3 separate regions of the Homo sapiens genome follow, and regions 1 and 3 are each linked to region 2. The links are chromatin contacts, found by Hi-C or POLR2A ChIA-PET in ENCODE. All regions are on one chromosome and are shown on one strand. The core of a region is the stretch at or near the end of the contact, and the rest is flanking DNA. Distances in the headings are between cores, read along the strand shown.

What was found. A loop is a pair of places that touch in the nucleus more often than their neighbours do. ChIA-PET counts read pairs that join two places held with the same protein, here RNA polymerase II (POLR2A). Pooled maps may share reads with other maps.
Region 1: a pooled map shows a loop between it and region 2 (9-fold over the local background). The contact joins the promoter of METTL3 here to the promoter of METTL17 in region 2. A Hi-C loop is called at or near these places in 1 of 37 single-sample maps with no recorded cell type and 8 of 50 pooled maps. POLR2A ChIA-PET finds 5 or more read pairs at or near these places in 1 of 52 experiments (HepG2).
Region 3: a loop to region 2 is called in a pooled map, with 2.9 times the contacts of the local background. The contact joins the enhancer-like site here to the promoter of METTL17 in region 2. A Hi-C loop is called at or near these places in 1 of 168 maps with a recorded cell type or tissue (GM11168) and 1 of 50 pooled maps. POLR2A ChIA-PET finds 5 or more read pairs at or near these places in 2 of 52 experiments (WTC11 and activated B cell).

What each region holds. Positions count from the first base shown.
Region 1 is chr14:21,509,560-21,513,448 of GRCh38, reverse strand. It overlaps METTL3 (methyltransferase 3, N6-adenosine-methyltransferase complex catalytic subunit), which reads left to right and starts at 2,109. Exons shown (of 11, transcript NM_019852.5): 1 at 2,109-2,325. The coding sequence starts at 2,226. RefSeq lists an enhancer at 1,827-2,066.
Region 2 is chr14:20,988,470-20,992,539 of GRCh38, reverse strand. METTL17 (methyltransferase like 17) reads right to left here and starts at 2,560. Exons shown (of 14, transcript NM_022734.3): 1 at 2,463-2,560; 2 at 2,157-2,310; 3 at 1,942-2,076; 4 at 335-416. The coding sequence starts at 2,537. RefSeq lists an enhancer at 1,984-2,033 and a silencer at 2,784-2,913.
Region 3 is chr14:21,555,495-21,559,194 of GRCh38, reverse strand. No RefSeq gene overlaps it. Among named protein-coding and RNA genes, the nearest start is that of OR10G3, 23 kb to the left of the region's middle. RefSeq lists a silencer at 351-537 and enhancers at 556-1,099, 1,100-1,643. Within about 2 kb of position 1,439, at least 21 of the 41 ENCODE cell types and tissues checked have a DNase peak (open chromatin) inside an H3K27ac peak, as active enhancers do.

The sequences.
Region 1 (3,889 bases), core at 860-3,359, 520 kb before region 2:
ATACCTTCACCTACTGAAACCTTAGTGGTCATTTTAAGCCTGAACCTTGATTCCAGCTTCTTTCCAATGCCTTCCTGGGTCATTAAACTTGGAGTCCTCCTCTTCTTTGAAATCACGTTTTTTTTTTTCCTGTTTTTTTGTTTTGTTTTGTTTTTGTTTTTTAAAAAGTCTATGCCCATGCTACCTCATGCTGTGAAGATGGTTCAGTATTAATAAACTGGCTCACAGCTCCTTGACCAGATTATAAACTCTTTGAAAACAGGAGCCATGCCAGTCAAACTATTTTTTGTATTTTTTGGACAACAGCGTATGGCATCATGTAGACATTGGATAAGTCAGTGATTCCCGAAATGTTTCCATTCAGGGAGCTCCATTAAAAAAACAAAACAAACAAACAAACAAAAGGCCAAGCCGGTGGCTCATGCCTGTAACCCCAGCACGTTGGAAAGCCAAGGCAGGCTGATGAGCTAAGGTCAGGAGTTCAAGACCAGCCTGGCCAACATGGTGAAACCCCATCTCTATTAAAAATACAAAATTAACTGGGCATGGTGGCAGGTCCCTGTAATACCTGCTACTAGGTAGGCTGAGGCAGCTAGAATCCAGGAGGTGGAGGTTGCAGTGAGCTGAGATCACACCACTGCACACCAGCCTGGGCAGTAAGAATGAAACTCTGTGTCAGGCCAGGCTCGGTGGCTCACGCCTGTAATCCCAGCACTTTGGGAGGCTGAGGCAGGGGGGCAGATCGTAGGGGCAGATCACGAGGTCAGGAGTTCGAGACCAGCCTGGCCAACATAGTGAAACCCTGTCTCTACTAAAAATAAAAAAAATTAGCCAGGTGTGGTGGCACGCGCCTGTAATCCCAGCTATTCGGGAGGCTGAGGCAGGAGAATCGCTTGAACCCAGGAGGCGGAGGTTGCAGTGAGCTGAGACCACGCCATTGCACTCCAGCCTGGGTGACAGAGTGAGTGAGACTCCATCTCAAAAAAAAAAAAAAAAGAAAATGTGTCAAAAAAAGAAAGAAAGAAAGGATTGTAGGAAAAACCACCACCACCAACCTTGTATTTAAGTTTACTACACATACAGAAAAGTGCACACCAAAATGTTCAGCTCAATTACATTTCACAAACTGAACACACTCATGCAGGTAGCTCTCATAACAAAAAACACAACGCAACCAGGACCTCAAAGCCCTCTTAGTGTCGGAACCCGATTTTAATAGATTACACGTACTTTGTAAATTTAGCCTAAGAGAGAGATCACGTATTTGAAGACCTCTCGGATTTTTCCTTCATCAGCCCTCCCCACTTCCCCACGCCTCGTCAACACAAAGAAGCATGCCCGCACCCACCACCGCCCCCTCCTCACCTCAGATTGGGGACCACCGTTGTGTTTTTTATTTTTTTGTAAATGAACGCATGGAAACAAACCAACACCACCTTCAGTGGAAAAGGTATGTTAGTACCAAACTGTCAAAAGGAACTAGTGATCCTTCATCTTAAAAATCTGTACTATGGCCGGGTGTGGTGGCTCACGCCTGTAATCCTAGCACTTTGGGAGGCCAAGGAGGGCGGATCACGAGGTGAGGAGTTCGAGACTGGCCTGGCCAACACAGTGAAACCCCGTCTCTACTAAAAATACAAAAAATCTGCCGGGCGTGGTGGCGGGCGCCTGTAATACCAGCTACTCGGGAGGCTGCGGCAGGATAATCACTTGAACCCGGGAGGTGGAGGTTGCTGTGAGCCGAGATCGCGCCATTGCACTCCAGCCAGGGCGACAGAGTGAAACTCCGTCTCAAAAAAAAAAAAAAGAAAAAAACCCCCAAAACTGTACTATATGGTGTTGCTCTCTACGAGTGCTACTTTAACACAAGTCAACTCTCAGGACTCCTCTCCGAATATTCAACATGGCCGCATGCGCGTCTATAAGCAACATGGCCGCTCTGCCAGTCACCAACATGGCAACCACAGCCTCACTGTGTCCGGAAGCATGAGAGAGCGGGTATGAGGACTATACCGGCCGCTCTGCCAACACCTAACGTGGCTCTTTATAGCTTCCAAGAAAGCGCGACACCGGAAATGACTTTTCTGTCTTGCTCAGCTCCAGGGGTCATTTTCCGGTTAGCCTTCGGGGTGTCCGCGTGAGAATTGGCTATATCCTGGAGCGAGTGCTGGGAGGTGCTAGTCCGCCGCGCCTTATTCGAGAGGTGTCAGGGCTGGGAGACTAGGATGTCGGACACGTGGAGCTCTATCCAGGCCCACAAGAAGCAGCTGGACTCTCTGCGGGAGAGGCTGCAGCGGAGGCGGAAGCAGGACTCGGGGCACTTGGGTGAGGCACTGGGCTGTTGGGGCCGAGGCTCAACCGGGGAGGACGGGCGGGATCCCTAGAGAAAAAGCTCCAGAGTCACTGCCCTTTACCAAACGGCCATTTCTATAAAGCCTCGTACATTGGTACTCCCTCTCCACCTTCAGCAGCAGACGTTCGCCCTTCTGCAAGTAGTTCGCGGTTCCTCCTCACGCTGGGCCTCGGTTCTTCCAGCTCACTTTTACCGGACGGACGCTTGAGCCCCACCCTCGTCCGCCTTGCCCACTCCTCTTCAGACTGCGAGGACGTCGCCTTTGTGAGGCTGCTCAGCCCCCTATCCCGCGAAGCAGCAAGAACCCCTTTTTGTTGCTGCTTTGGCGCTTTGTTCCCTCAGTTATAACGACTGTTTTGTAGTGGTCATTTCTTGGCAGCTGTGGGTACAGTAAGCGAGGAATGAACCTTTATATCCGCAGTGCCCAATTTAGTGGCCCGTACAGAGTGGCACTGGGTGTTTCTGAATGAGTACCCCTACCGGCATTGACTTAGCCATTTACATACCTAGCAGGAATCTGAAAACATTTGTGTTTGGTTTCCAAACTTTTTCTCTTCTCCTGTTGCCCCCGTGTCACGATCATAAAACTTGAAGGAAATTTAAAAGATTAAATTCACTGTTATCCACTCCCTACCCTCAGGACAAACTCTGAATTATTTAAGGCAAACTAGTAACAAAGCTCTGCAAAAATAGTGACTCAGTATCACCTTTGTGGTAGATTGTTCCAATATTTGTCAGTATCTTCAACTGCATCTCTAAATCTTGTCTAGATCATGTTAGGTTCATGTGCTCGTATTCTGGCCCCTAGAAATAGAAGATGCACTGGCAGGATCCTCCCACCTAATTAATTACCTTTCTTGAGTATCTACAGTGTTCATGGGTCTAATTAGACAAAAATAAGGAAGAAATTGCCCCTGTCCTCAAGAAGTTTAAAAAGCATAGGATTCAAGGGGAGACGCTTACAAAAAGTGAGGAATATGATAAGATATATGTACGAAACCAAATGAATGAATCTACAGTCTGTACAATGAAGAGAAGTAACAAGAGCTGGTGTAGGTAGTGAAGCCATCAAAACCATCATAGTGGAATTGGCACTTGAATTTGGCCTTTATGGCTATATAGGACCTAGATAATTAAAGAGGTAAGAGGGGAGGATAGTGGAGTAAGAAGTGCAAGTCATATGGTCAGGCAATAATTAGTAGTCAAGTCTCAGAGTAGTTCCTGAATTACCTAAGAGGGAGAATTTTTTTTCCCTTGCTCTAGAAACTTCATTGATTTATTTATAGATACAATTTTTTGTTTTGTTATGTTTTTTCCCCTATTCTTTGGTTTCCTGTTTTGAAACTTTTTAAAAATGTGCATAAATGATGCCAACGACTTTTTTTGCTTTTGTTTTTGAGATAGCGTCTCTCACCGTTGCCCAGGCTGGAGTGTAGCAGTCCTCCCGGCTCATCCTCCTGAGTAGCTAGGACTACAGGTGCATGCCACCATGCCTGGCTAATTTTTAACTTTTTAATAGAGATATGGTCTCATTAT
Region 2 (4,070 bases), core at 1,311-3,810:
TGCCATTAAAATCACAGAGTTGTACATACTAGTAAATAACCTTAATCCCATAATTACCTTCTAGATTTAGAAAATGACATCTTGGAAAGGGCTCTTCCAGCTCAGGCCTTTCACTCCCCAATACAAAAGGGTCCTGGGGAGACTTACAAACACTAAATTTTCAAACTTCAGTGTTCAAAACTTTGTACTTTAGCTTTTTCAAATACTAAATTGATCCTTTTAAGGTCAGGTGATATAAAAGAAAATACTAAATTGATTGTGTAATTGTACTCCCCCAACTCTCTTTCTAAAGTCTACCTTTGCTTTCTTGTGCACCTCTTCTGGGCCCCCTTACCTCAGTTCTTGCCAATGGTAGGTAGTTTTACGTAGTGCGTGTAGCACTGCTCCACGAAGTTTCTCCTCTGTCTGAGATAAGTCTGTGGTGAGAACAAGGACTGGAAGTCAGGACCTAGGGAGAACAGGGCTCAGATCCAATATCTGAATATACTGCCCACCCAGTCCTCCCCGACTCCACCTAAGAAAAGCCTTAAAGCTCAAGGGAGACGACAAACCTAGAGAAAAGTTTCAGGCAAGAATTAACGGTAACAACTACCACTAACAGATTGTATCAGATAGCATTTTATTTATAAGAATGGTTTATTCAGCTTAACCAATCCTGTCCCACAGGTTTGTTTTATATTAAAGGAAAGTGTGATACAAATTTAAAGGGTAAGCTGGGTGCGGTGGCTCACGCCTGTAAGCTCAGCACTTTGGGAGGCTGAGGCAGGCGGATCACGAGGTCAGGAGTTTGAGAACAGCCTGACCAACATGGTGAAAACCTTTCTCTACGAAAAATACAAAAATTAGCCAGGCGTGGTGGCGTGCACCTGTATTCCCAGCTACTTGGGAAGCTGAGGCAGGAGAATCACTTGAAACCGGGAGGCAGAGGTTGTGGTGAGCTGAGATCGCACCACTGCACTATAGCCTGGGCAACAGAGCAAGACTCTGTCTCAAAAAAAAAAAATTTTTTTTAAAGGGTAGGCCAAGGACATTATTTTTTGGATTTCTTCACTTCTCCAAAATTTAAGGTTTTGATGATCTCCACTATTCCTATGGAGAGGAAAGAAATCTGAAAATCTACGTCTCATGACTGTTCAGTTCAGTACTATTTAGCAAGTATCTACTGAACTACTGTGAGCCAGGTACTGTGAGGTGTGCAGGGAATGCAAGATGAATAAATGGTAGTGTCAAGGAGCTCACAATCATGAAACTAACTTGATGAATTATATTTACCCTCTTATCCCAGAAGAGGGTTTCAGTACTGGGCAGGGACCATCCAGGGACTTTATTTTACCTGAATAAAAACTTAGAAGGTCCTAATCCAGTGGACTTGCAGAAAAAAATAAATATCTAGATTTTAACAGTATATTGGTAGCCAGGCGCGGTGGTTCATGCCTGTAATCCTAGCACTTTGGGAGGCCAAGGTGGGCGGATCACCTGAGGTCAGAAGTTCGAGACTAGCCTGGCCACCATGATGAAACCCCGTCTCTACTAAAAATACAAGTAGCCGGGTGTGGTGGTGCACGCCTGTAATCCCAGCTACTGAAGAGGCTGAGGCAGGAAAATCACTTAAACCCGGGAGGCGGAGGTTGCAGTGAGCCGAGATCGAGCATTACACTTCAGCCTGGGTGACAGAGCAAGACTCTGTCTCAAAGCAAAAACAAAACAACAAAACAAACAAACAAACAAAAAACAGTATACTGGGACATTCTGACCTTTACCTAAGCAATCTCTAAAATAATCTACCTTCTTTTAGTAAGGCATCATTGTAACAACTGCTGCTCTGGTTAGAAAGTCAAATAAGAGACTTCAGTATCTGAGAGATTGTAGAATTATTTCTTACTCTTCATTTCTAACCGATATTTCAATCTCGCCCACTTTTTAATTATTCTTAAGTCCTACCTGGGTTTTCCAGGAATTTTTTCTCAAGATGCCTAGCCCGTCTTTGCAACTCCTCTGGCTCTACAGGCAAATGTCTGCTCCAGAGATAACTGGTCAGTGTTTGCACCTGATTCTCCATAGTGGGCCCAGCGCTCCCTATGGGCCAAAGACGAAAAGCGGAATCACTTGCATGTAGGTCCAGTCCCGTTTCTTCTCGCTTTCCCGCCGTTACTCACCAAGTAGCAATAACTGGGCACCGTTAGCCAGTGCCTGTGGCAGCCGCACGTGCGGCAGCTTTAGGATGCCAGGGTGCTGGCGATGAGGCCTCTTCTGCAGGAAACCGGACTTGTTATCTACCTGGGTCACTCCGGGTACTAAGGCGGCGAGCGCCTGCAGGCAGAGAAAGGTAGGTTGATTTCCTGGCAGAAAGGAAAGTTGCTGGCAATCGCTAGGGCGGGGGCTGCCAGGAGCGCTCCTCCTCTGCGCGGAGATGTCTCTGCAGATCCAGAGTCTCTCCGACAGCAGGGAATGTAGGCACTCACCCGGGCCTGGGGAGCCACTCCAAGGCCGGGGCACCATCTTCCTAATGTCAGTAGACACTTCAGTGCCGCCGCCATGGCTCCGGAGGCGAACCGGAAACGGAAATACAGGTGCCTGTGACCCTCAGTCCCAACGCCGCAAGGAGCAGCCTTCGCAGAACTTCTCCCGACAGTTTCAGCCAACGAGAAGAGCGAGTGTTTGCCAGCAGCCAATAAGCAATGGTTATATAAATAATCCTTGAGGCAGAAACCGTGTTTGGGCCGACTTGAAGGCTGCGTTGGGCCTGGTCACCGGCCCCAGAAATCAAGAGGGTGGGGTGGGGCGGGGCGGGACGGGACGGGGGCGGGATGGGGTTGGGTGTGAGCGCGCCAGCAAAGACTGTTTCTGGGAGTACTGACTTCCTGTGTTCTTTGCATTCCTCCGCGGAGAACTCTGAGTCTTGGGTTGTTTCCCTGTGTGAAAAAGGGAGACTGCAGTAACGGAAAGAAGAGAAAAATCAGATTTAAGCGACTGAAGAAAACAGAAATTAATAGTTAAATGATTATTGAATAGTTAATAGTTTGATAAATATTAAACCTAGTTAATAGGTTTATTTATTTTTTTACATTTGTTAATTTCTCTTCAAATGAGACCAGTCTTCTTAGTAAGCTAACATAACACTTACTGAGAACACCTATGTGCTAGGTACTTCAGGGAAAAGGACTGATCCCCACTTCACAGAAAACATGGTTCTGACGGGGACCCTCCTGTGTCTGCTGCTACGTCAGAGTGTTTCCCCCAGGCCCAGGACTTAGACAGTAGCCGTCTGATTACCTGAGGTGCAGAATCTCAGGTGGGTCCAGCCACTATTGTGACGTGATAATATAGCATAGGGGAATGGTCTCCAGAGTCTGCAAGCTCATCAACACCTTCATTCACTAGAGCATCAGAAGGATAAATGGCATATGCAAGGCGATATCTACTTTCGGGACCTGACAGTGGACAACTGCTACCTCAGTCTCCGAACACTTGAGCTCACCCAGTGTGTGATTTCTGTGGGCTCCTGGCCCCCTAATTTCCGTTACAGGTTTAGGATGTTCTCCCAGCACATCCACTTGACCTGTGTGTGGAACCAGCCAGTTCATCTGGAGGGCTAGACTCCTGAGTCATCAGGCTAGGGCCTGATGATCTCAGGCCCCAGCGCCCTAATTGGACTTTCCTTCTGTGGTTCTCTACCTTATTCGACTTCTTCCCCAAATCTGCAGACCTCACCGACTGCAGCCTGCCAGCTCTCTCAGGGCTCCTCATCTCGGGGTGAGGTGGGGTGAGGAGACATGGGTGGACAGGGGGAGAAGGGCCGCTCTGCCTCTTCCAGGCGGAACCGCCCTTCCTGTAGATGAATGCATGGCCCACTGACACATCCTAGGCTGACACTTGCCTCTTTTCCAGCTTTTCCTCAGTCCTCCTTTTACCTGGGAATCTTTCCTGGGTGCTCAAAAGGGTCACCACAGTGACCTCTACCCCTCCAGTGAGAATGCTCACGTTCAGAGTCGTGATTCTGTGTGTGCCCTGGGCTGAGGACTCTGCCCTAGAGATATCTGAGGAATGGAACCATTAAATTAAATTGATAC
Region 3 (3,700 bases), core at 190-2,689, 570 kb before region 2:
CTGGAGGCTGAGACAGGAGAATCTCTTGAACCCAGGAGGCAGCGGTTGCAATGAGCCGAGATCATGCCACTGCACTCCAGCCTCAGTGACAGAGTGAGACTCTGTCTCAAAGAAAAAAAAAGTAAAATTAGCCGGGTATGGTGGCGTGCACTTGTAGTCCCAGCTACTCAGCAGGCTGAGGTGGGAGGATTGCTCAAGCCAGGTAATTAGAGGCTGCAGTAACCCATCCATGATAACACGGCTGCACTCTAGCCTGGGTGACAGAGTGAGACTATCTGAACAGAAGACGAAAAAAAAAAGAAAAAGAAAAGAGACAAGACAAGACAAGACAAGATAGTGGAGCAAAGCTTCTGCTTTTCCTTTGTAAGCCAGCAAATGCTACCCTATGGAAGGGAAAGGACGGGAAGAGAAAAGTACTGTCCAACTCCACTGAATCTGTAGCAACAGCATGACGTTCAGATAAAAAATATCTAATATGGCTGGGCACAGTGACTCACACCTGTAATCCCAGCACTTTGGGAGGCCGAGGCGGGTGGATCATCTGAGGTCAGGAGTTCGAGACCAGCCTGCTCAACATGGTGAAACCCCATCTCTACTAAAAATCCAAAAGTTAGCTGGGCATGGTGGCGTGTGCGTGTATTAGTCCCAGTTACTCGGGAGGCTTAGGCAAGAGAATCGCTTGAACCCGGGAGGTGGGGGTTGCAGTGAGCTGAGATTGCATCACTGCACTCCAGCCTGGGCGACAGAGTGAGATTCCGTCTCAAACAGACAAACAAAAAAAAAATCTGGTATGGAGTTGGGAGAGATAAGACTAAACCTCATGTTCCCATATTTGAATTGGATGCAAAAAAAAAAAAAAAAAAATTCGGCCGGGCGTGGTGGCTCGCGCCTGTAATCCCAGCACTTTGGGAGGCTGAGGCACCTGAGGTCAGTAATTCAAGACCAGCCTGGCCAACATGGTGAAACCCTGTCTCTACAAAAATTAGCCGGGCATAATGCAGGTGCCTGTAATCCCCAACTACGCGGGAGGCTGAGACATGAGAATCGCTTGAACCCAGGAAGCGGAGGTTGTAGTGAGCCGAGATTGCGCCACTGCGTTCCAGCCTGGGCGACAGGGTGAGACTCCGTCGCAAAAATAAATACATAAATAAATAAAATTTTTAAAAAATAAAAATAAAAATTCACCAACATAAAGATGATATTTAAATCTGTATATGTGAGAAGGAACAAGTACTAACTGCATCACAATTAAACAGTTTCCTAGGAGTGGCTTCTGAATGTTACTTCTTTGTATCTTATTTTTGTATCTGAATGTTACTTCTTTGTATACTTACTGGCCTGTATCGCAGGCTTTCACTTGTTAATTGAGTTCTCTCTTCTTAAGTATTTTGGCATTTCTACCACCAGGTGGCGATGTCCCACTGTCTTTCATTTACTCATTGTCGAACGAGAGATTCTTAAAGAATTTGGGGGTGGGGGGAGGGGTCAGGTTATGTCCTTCTACTAGTTATACAAATAAGCGCTTGCTTTCATGCTGAAAAGCGAAAAGAATTTGGAGGGGGAGGGTAAGAGGTCAGGCAGTGGCTGCCTCTTCCTCCCTATTTGTTTTCTTAGTCGTTTGGTTTCCATGGGAATCCATGTTTGAGCAGCAACTCTGAATCCATTTACTGCCCCTCCAGGCTTGGGGCTGAGCCCAGAGACAAGCTGTGAAGAACAGCAGATGGGTAGAAAGGCGGGGAAGATTTATTTGGTAAATTTGGATAGCAAAAGAGGCCAACAGGTGCCGGGGGAGCAGTGGTGAGGTGGAGTGCACGAAGGAATGTGAAAGGCAGACAATGTTTTTTAGTTCAAATAAAATTGGGGAACATTAAAATAGTTTCCAAAACTCTTCAGTCAGGGATACTCTGTTCTCTCCCCATAGATCATCTTAGGACACACTCTGGGCCTTGTATATTACCAGGTCCTCTCTATCTCTTATCCAAAAAAAAATCAACAGGCTAGGCACCATGGCTCACACCTGTAATCCCGACATTTTGGGAGGATGAGGCAGGAGGATCACTTGAGCCTAGGAGTTTGAGACCAACCTGGGCAATAGAGGGAGATCCCATCTCCACAAAAAAAAAAAAATTGTTTTAATTAGCTGGGCATGGTGGCTCACACCTATAGTCCCAGCTACTCTGAAGGCTGCAGTGGGAGGATCGCCTTAGCCCAGGAGTTCAAGGCCACAGTGAGCCGTTATCTTTTTGCCAGCCTGGGCAACAGAGCAAGACCCTGTCTCAACAAAACAAAACAAAACAAAACAAAAACGTCAGCAGACAAGTGTCAGAACCTGTCCAAGGTTAAAGCCCTTTGGAGTAAGAGAACTCCAAGGAAAAAACCTCCACTGCATTCCCCAGGCAAAGCATAATTCCGCATACAGCAAGCTCTCAGTAAAATATTGGTTGAATGAATGAATGAATGAATGAATGAATGAGCAATAAGAATCAGATGGCCTTGACTAGCCTTACTTAGTTCCAGCTTGAGATAACAAACTCAGCACAAAGAAAAATCATCTATTCTGTCATCAAAATCATGAGGATGTGAATGTTTTCATTCACAGATTAAGTCATTCAAAGAATGATGAGGGTGTTTTGTTGTTGTTGTTCTGCTTAAATCAGATGTTTTTCATACTTGCATTACTAATACCCCAGTTTCTAAGAGTATTTGCATTTCAGTTTGTTTGTGACAATATTCGGGTATCCATTCACAGATAGCAGTTGATCTGCATATGAACAGCTTTCTACCTTGAGATGGAATCAAGTCTTCCCTCTAATTCCTTAACCACCAGCCCCACTCTTTCTCTTCACTTTCTGACCCACTACCCTGTTTAATTATCATTCATTCTGTAGTTATTTATTTGCTTACATTTTTATTGCTTGTCACTTCTACAAATGATAGGTGACAAGCTTCTTTCTTTCTTCCGGATCACTAAGCCTTCTCTAAGTTTTATCGTCTAAATGTTCATCTTACTTTTTTTTTTCTTTTTTCTTTTTTTTTTTTTTTTTTTGAGACAAAGTCTCACTCTCTCACATGGCTGGAGTGCAGTGGCACGATCTTGGCTCACCGCAACCTCCACCTCTCAGGTTCAAGCAATTCTCCTTTCTCAGCCTCCTGAGTAGCTGGGATTACAGGTGTGTGCCACCACGCCCAGCTAATTTTTATATTTTTAGTAGAGACGGGGTTTCACCATGTTGGCCAGGATGGTCTCAATCTCCTGACCTCGTGATCCACCCCGCTCAGCCTCCCAAAGTGCTGGTATTACAGGCACCCGTGCGCGGCCCTTATGTTCTTTTGAAATCCCCAATTTAAGTGACTTCTTCATTATTCTAATTTAATCTGCTCACCCTCCTGCCCTCCAATTGGAAATGGCCTTTCCTTCCTCTGAACTTGTATGCAGTTGATCTGCATTGCTTATAGCACTCACCTCTTGTTCTCTATGCAGAACAGTGTAATAATATTAACTATCAAATGTTGTGAACTTGGTGGCCGGGTGCAGTGGCTCATGCGTGTAATCCCAGCACTTTGGGAGGCCAAGGCAGGTGGATTACCTGAGGTCAGGAGTTCAAGACCAGCCTGGATTAGCTGGGCATGATGGGGAGCACCTGTAATCCCTGTAATCCTAATGCTTTGGGAGACTGAGGTGGAAGGATCACTCGAGCCC